2 separate regions of the Homo sapiens genome follow, and region 2 is linked to region 1. Evidence: chromatin contacts called from ENCODE Hi-C data. All regions are on one chromosome and are shown on one strand. Each heading gives the region's core, a stretch centred on a gene start or an enhancer-like site at or near the end of the contact. The rest is flanking DNA. Distances are from core to core; before and after follow the strand shown.

Region 1 (3,648 bases), core at 621-3,120:
TTTGAGATCAGCCTTGGAAACATGGTGAAACCCCATCTCTACAAAAAATACAAAAATTAGCCAGGCATGGTGGCACATGCCTGGAGCCCCTGCTACTTGGAAGGCTGAGGCAGGAGGATCACTTGAGCCTGGGGAGGTGGAGGCTGCAGTGAGCTGTGATCGCATGCCACCGCACCCCAGCTTGGGCGACAGACTGAGAATCTGTCTTAAAAAAAAAAAAAGTGAAAAACAGAGAATCTTGCTCTGTTGTCCATGCTGGAGTACAGTGGCACAATCTCAGCTCCCTGCAAATTCCACCTCCTGGGCTCAAGTGATCCTCCCTTCTCAGCTTCCAGAGTAGCTAGGACTATAGGTATGTGCCATCAGCCTGGCTAATTTTTGTATTTTTTTATAGAGACAGGGTTTTACCATGTTGCCCAGGCTGGCCTTGAACTCCTGGGCTCAAGCGATCTACCTGTCTTGGCCTCCCAAAGTGCTGGGATTACAGGTGTGAGCCACTGTGCCTGGTGTAAAATTTTTCATAAAGTGTATTAGTCTGCTAGAGCTGTCATAACAAAGGACTACACAATCTGGATGCCTTAAACAACAGAAATTAAATTTTGATCCAATTCTGGAGATTAGAAGTCCAAGGTCCTGATGTCTGTAGGGTCAGTTTCTTTTGAAGCCACTCTCCTGGGCTTGTAGACAGGTGTCTTCTCAGGGGTAGAGCATTTGACTGCAGATGGCTGTCTTCTCCTCCCTGTATTTTCTTTTTTTTTTTTTTCCCCTTTGTTATTGTTGTTGGAGACAGGGTCTTACTCTATCCCAGGCTGGAGTGCGGTGGTACAATCATGACTCACTACACTCTCGAACTCCTAGGCTCAAGCAATCCTCCCACTTCAGCCTCCTGAGTAGCTGGGACTACAGGTGCATACCACCATGCCTGGTTATTTTAAAAAATATCTATTTTTTGGTAGAGACCGGGGTCTCACTATGTTCCCCAGGATGGTCTTGAACTCCTGGCCTCAAGCAATTTTTTTTTTTTTTTTTTTTTTTTTTTAGACAGAGTCTTGCTCTGTCGCCCAGGCTGGAGTGTAGTGGTGTGATCTCGGCTCACTGCAACCTCTGCCTCCTGGGTTCAAGTGATTCTCCTGCCTCAGCCTCCCAAGTAGCTGGGATTATAGGTGCCCACCACAACATCCAGCTAATTTTTTTGTATTTTTAGTAAAGATGGGCTTTTACCATGTTGGCCAGGCTGGTCTCGAACCCCTGTCCTCACGTGATCCGCCCGTCTTGGCCTCCCAAAGTGCTGGGATTACAGGCATAATCCACCACACCCAGCCTCATCTCCTCTTCTTATAAGGATACCAGTCATATTGCATTAGGGTCTACACATATGACCTCATTTTACCCTAATTACTTCTTAAAGGCCCTATCTCCAAATACAGTTATATTTTCTGAGGTACTAGGGAGTTAGGACTTTTACATGAATTTTGGGGGACACAATTCAATCCGTTACATAAAGTAAACCTAAAAGTATTAATCATCATATGAAAAGAGTAGGATAATGGGATGTTGGTTTTCTGCCGAGCCATATTCACTCCTGTGGTTCAGTTTTAGAAATATTTATTAATATCCACTGTGTTCAAGTCTTGATGCTAGGGAAACAAAAACTGCAAGGACACAGGCTCTGCCTTCCAGGAGTTCACAGACTCTCTGGAGAGCCATGAGACAGACCATGGGTTCTGAAACCCCAAGGTACACTGGAGTCGCCTGGAGTGCTTATCAAAACACAGATCGCTGGGCTCCACCCCCGGAGTTTCTGATTCAGTGGGCAGGCAGTGGGCCCGATAATTTGCATTTCTGACAAGTTTCCAGGTGCTGCTGGTCCGAAGACCACACACTTTCAGAACTACCGAACTAGACATATCAAGAGCACGTGTGATGTGTATGATTGAGGTGGCACAGGTGCACAGAGACGAGACCATTTTCTGTTTTCATGCTAAAGCAGTTGAGGAGACAACTGGGAAAGTCCCTCTGCACCTGAAAATTCCCCAGGAAAAGTTCTAGTTAGCATTTAGACCTTGAACTTGTAAACATATTACAGCAAAAAATATGCATTGCCTATGCCATTAATTTGCCACTTGGTAAATACTACCTTTCGTTACTAATTATATCTCTATAAGAACCTAGGGTAACAATAAAGTCTGAGTTCACTATCCTTGTTCTGCAAATGCTATGAGAACTTTGGCAAATTACTTCCTGTCTCTGAGATTTGGTTTTGGTCATCTGTAAAATAGAGATTAGGACAGTCAAGGTGGTTTGCACCTGTAGTTCTAGCACTTTGGGAGGCCAAGGTGGGAGGATTGCTTGATGCCAGGATTTTGAGACTAGCCTGGGCAACAGAACAAGACCCCCATCTCAAATTATATTTAAAAATGTTTTTGAGACAGGTTCTCACTCTGTTGCCCAGGCTGGAGTGCAGTGGTGTGATCATAGCTCACTGCAACCTCAAGCAATCCTCCCACCTCAGCCTCCTGAGAGGCTGGGACCACAGTCGCATGCCACTACGCCTTGCTAATTTTTAAAAAATTTTGGGGGCTGGATGTGTTGGTTCAGGCCTGTAATCGTAGTACTTTGGGAAGCTGAGGCTGGTGGATCACTTGAGCTCAGGAATTTGAGACCAGCCTGGGCCACATGGCAAAACTCTGTCTCTACAAAAAATACAAAAATTAGCTGGTCATTGTGGCATGTGCCTGTAGTCCCAGCTACTTGGAAGGCTGAGGTGAGAGGATCACTCGTGCCCGAGAGGTTGAGACTGCAATGAGCCGAGGTTGTGCCACTGCACTCCAGCCTGGGCGACAGAGTGAGACTGTCTCAAAAAAACAACACACATACCCACACACCAACTCCACACACAAATTTTAGGTAGATACAGGGTCTCACTCTTGCCCAGGCTGGTCTCAAACTCCTGGGTTCAGCATTCCTCCTGCCTCGGCCTCCCAAAGTGCCGGGATTACAAGTGTGAGCCACTATGCCTGGCCTATATGTGATTCCTTAAGCAGGAATTAGGACCATATCTTTTGCCTCTGTATATAACTCCATGTATTTAGCACAGTACTTTAAACATAGTAGCTGTTCAGTAAAGGTTTATTAATTAATTGACCAAATCAGTCAGTATCACTGCAAGATACAAAAGATTCTTATGGGCCAGGTGAAGTGGCTCACGCCTATAATCCCAACACCTTGGGAGGTCGAGGCGGGCGGATCACGAGGTCAGGAGTTAGAGACCAGCCTGACCAACATGGTGAAACCCCATCTCTACTAAAAATACAAAAATTAGCTGGGCGTGGTGGCAGGTGCCTGTAATGCCAGCTACTCAGGAGGCTGAGGCAGGAGAATAGCTTAAACCCGGGAGGTGGAGGTTGCAGTGAGCCAAGATTGCGCCACTGCACTCCAGCCTGGGCGACAGATTGAGACTCCAACTCAAGAAAAAAAAAAAAAGATTCTTATCTTACTGCTATAAAGATTGTAGTTTCCCTTTAAGCTAAGGCTAACCCTTACCCCATATGCCTGGCCACTAAAAGCTCTCATTTTTAGCAGCCATTCTTCTTTGACACTACTCACCTACATGGTCAACTTTTAACATTGTTCCAATCACCATTCATT
Region 2 (3,648 bases), core at 421-2,920, 6.2 Mb after region 1:
AATATGTGTTGTTTTTTACTTTCCAAGTTTGTAGTAATTTGTTAAGGATACAAGTGTATTTTTTTTTTTTTTTGAGAAACTGTCCCACTCTGTTGGCCGGGCTGGCATGATCATGGCTCACTGCAGCCTCAACCTCCTGGGCTCAAGCAATCCTCCCACCCCTCAGCCTCCCAAGTAGCTGAGACTATAGGTATATGCCACCACACCCTGCTAATTTTTTGTACTTTTTGTTGGGACTGGATTTTGCCATGTTCCCCAGGCTGGTCTTGAACTCCTGGGCCCAAGAGATTCCCTTGCCTCAGCCTCCCAAAGTGCCGGGGTTACAGGTGTGAGCTACCACGCCCAGCCACAAGTGTAACTGTAATAGGTACCACCTCACCTATATATCTCATCCCCACCCTTGTATATTTTTGGTTATGAGAGAAATGCTCCACATCGTTGGTCACTATTTCAGAGCTTATGTCACATTCTGTAGGATACCACTCTAATCTTTTTTTTTCTTTCTTTCTTTGAGACAGAGTTTTGCTCTTGTCACCCAGGCTGGAGTACAATGGTGCGATTGCGGCTCACTGCAACCTCCAGCTCCTGGGTTCAAGCTATTCTTCTGCCTCAGCCTCCCGAGTGGCTGGGATTACGGGCATGTGCCAAACACGCTTGGCTAATTTTGTGTTTTTAGTAGAGATGGGGTTTCACCATGTTGGTCAGGCTGGTCTCGAACTCCTGACCTCAAGTGATCCACCCGCCTTGGCCTCCCAAAGTGCTGGGATTACAGGCGTGAGCCACCGTACCCGGCTGATACCGCTATGATCTTATGAGATGTTGTCTCCAGTTGGCAAAATAAAAACTAAGACCTCAGTAAGCCTATTCTATAAGACTAGCTGGAATATACAATAAAACTAAATAAGGAATCCCAGAAGAGTTGAATTGTGTATCCCAGCTGTCTTACTTCTTCCACCGTAAAAGTACTCCCTTGGCCAAAAGCATCATTGTGTGGGATGTCATGTTGAATGCCTTATGAGTCATTCAGTAAGTTTCTGGATGGTGCTGGCAAAAATACAGTGAGTAGGAAAAATATATAGAAATTTAAAGTAAGTTTCTTCTACAATGAAGATAAATTACTGCCCTGTCCATGAAGGAAGAGGTCCAAACTGGCAGTAGCAGGTCAATCTTAGTGTGAGAACGTCCACGTGATTGAGCCTTTACACTCAACATGCATTGCCTCCATCAGTGGTCCCATGGTCACTTTGTTCACAAGCTCATACAGCACACTCTGGTGTAACTAGGGGAAAGGGTGGATACCATCCATAGAGCAGTTCATCTTCTCTACCTGATTGTTGATAACCCTCTTCTACTCACGAGGCACAAATGTTCTCATTATAGTAGATTGGTTTTCTCAACATACGTTCTAAACTCCTTAGACTGGTTTTCTCAACATACATTCTAAACTCCTTCGTACCTTTCTATACTGAGAGTCTAGAAAGATAAAAGCTGTATTTCTCAGATCCTATTACAGTTATGGTTTCAGGTGTAATTGAGATTTTTGCCAATCAGGTATATTCCCATGAGACTTGAATGTGAAACCCAGTTAACTGAGTGATGTGGAGAAAGAGGCAGGATATGAAGTATTCACTTTGCTGCTGTGAATCATGACAGAGGAAGTGTGGTTCTGTGGTTACCGACGTGCTGATTTGCTGGTTTCCTGCAGTGGAAGCCATAGCTTACCCAAGCATAGCAGAATCAGTGAGATTCTGGGTGTGGGGAGTGCTCTTACAAGCTCCACCTAAAGCTTCTTCCCCTACCCCTTACAAATATTGTGTAAGCCACACGTGATCCCTGGTAATAACGCCCTTCTCCCTTAAATTAAGTAGAGTGGTATCTGTGGTCTGCAACTGAATCATGACAGATACTGTCACATTTGGGAACCATTTTAAGAAGTTCTTCCACATTATACTTCTCCAACTTCATTTTAATATCACTTCTAACTCCCTAATCATCTAGCCAAACCATTAACCTCAGACTCTTTTTTTTTTTTTTTTTTTTTGAGATGGAGTCTCGCTCTGTCACCCAGGCCGGAGTGCAGTGGCGCGATCTCAGCTCCCTGCAAGCTCTGCCTCCCAGGTTCACGCAGCTGGAACTACAGGTGCGTGCCGCCATGCCTGGCTAATTTTTTTGGGGTTTTTTTTGTATTTTTTAGTAGAGACGGGGTTTCACCATGCTAGGCAGGATGATCTCGATCTCCTGACCTCGTGATCCACCTGCCTCGGCCTCCCAAAGTGCTGGGATTACAGGCATGAGCCACCGGGCCCGGCCAAATCAGTGTAGACTCTTAACCTGTTTCTCCTTCTGGGAAAACTGGTCAGGTAGTTGTATTTCTTGAAGTCCTGACTATCCTCAGTGTCCTTCAGGGTCACCCTTGATTGGGGGCCACAGTATCACAGCAGCCCATTTCTTTCTAATGCCAGCACATTAGGTGAAGACAGCTACAAACTAATCATGACTTTATTCCACTGCAGTCTGGTAACAAGGCCCATTTCATTGGTTATAGTGGTAGATGAAATAGCAATGCAGCAGAAGTAGTGGTGTGGGTGCTAGGAGCCATTTGTGTTTTCAGGATCTGCTGTGGCCTCATTTTGTGTATGTCATTTCTACTTGATAATGGATCCATGTCCTAGGTATGAACCAGCTTTATACCTAGGAAGACCAGATGATAGCCAGTTCATGATTATGCTGTGATCATGCTGGGTTCCATGATCATGCTGTGTCCGTGGCCCAGCAGCAAGCTGAGAGCTGATTCTCAAAGAGAGAATATTTACCTGCCAAAAGGCATGCTCAGAGGGCCTCTGCTATGATTATTCTATCAGGACATGCCATAGATGATAAAGTACCTCAGTCTGCCACAAACACTTTGAACATTATAAGGATCGCAAGGACTAAGTTGCACTGCAGACTGGACCAGCTGGAGAACCTTTTCTTCCTCTGAATCTCACTCAAGTATGGCTTCATTTCAAGTGACCAGATAAGGAGGTCAGAGCAGTAACCCAAATATGATCAATGTTGTCTCTAAATTCACCTAAGTGATGTGACTCTTTTGGTTTAGGGGTAGGTAGCACAAGTAAAGCAACTTGTCCTTCATTTTGAAGGGAGCACCTGTATGCAAGATCACTAAACATCAAGAAATATCAGTGAAGTGAAAAGCCTTTGTACTTGAACCTCCCTACCTTCCGGTATACATATATTTCCTAAAGCGTGTAAGATACTTGCTATTTTTTACTCCATATGCCCTATTAGTTTGATGTCATGAGTTCAGTGGGCCAGCATATCTTGTGAGATGGTAAGATGGGTCAGGATCCCTATGTGCTAACTTGTAGCAGAGTCAGAAAGTTCATGTAACCATGAGACAGTGTAGATTGATGTGTGTTATATCTGTTGTTTTCTGCTATTAAGCCAAAGAAAAATACTTCACTGGATTAATGTCTTCCTTTTCAATTGCATTTATTTGTTTATTTATTTATTTTACCTTCTTGCCTTCATCAATGTCTTGTTTGTATTTCGTACTTTTCTCTCTCTCTCTCTCTTTCTCTTTCTTTTCATTTTTTAAGAGATAGGGGCCGGGTGCAGTTGCTCATACCTGTAATCCCAGCACTTTGG

What was found. A loop is a pair of places that touch in the nucleus more often than their neighbours do. Pooled maps may share reads with other maps.
Region 2: a loop to region 1 is called in a map with no recorded cell type, with 31 times the contacts of the local background. The contact joins two enhancer-like sites. A Hi-C loop is called at or near these places in 2 of 37 single-sample maps with no recorded cell type and 3 of 50 pooled maps.

Annotation. Positions count from the first base shown.
Region 1 is chr6:37,153,746-37,157,393 of GRCh38, forward strand. No RefSeq gene overlaps it. Among named protein-coding and RNA genes, the nearest start is that of PIM1, 15 kb to the right of the region's middle. Within about 2 kb of position 1,871, at least 7 of the 41 ENCODE cell types and tissues checked have a DNase peak (open chromatin) inside an H3K27ac peak, as active enhancers do.
Region 2 is chr6:43,382,226-43,385,873 of GRCh38, forward strand. No RefSeq gene overlaps it. Among named protein-coding and RNA genes, the nearest start is that of ZNF318, 14 kb to the left of the region's middle. RefSeq lists an enhancer at 1,274-1,453. Within about 2 kb of position 1,671, at least 9 of the 41 ENCODE cell types and tissues checked have a DNase peak (open chromatin) inside an H3K27ac peak, as active enhancers do.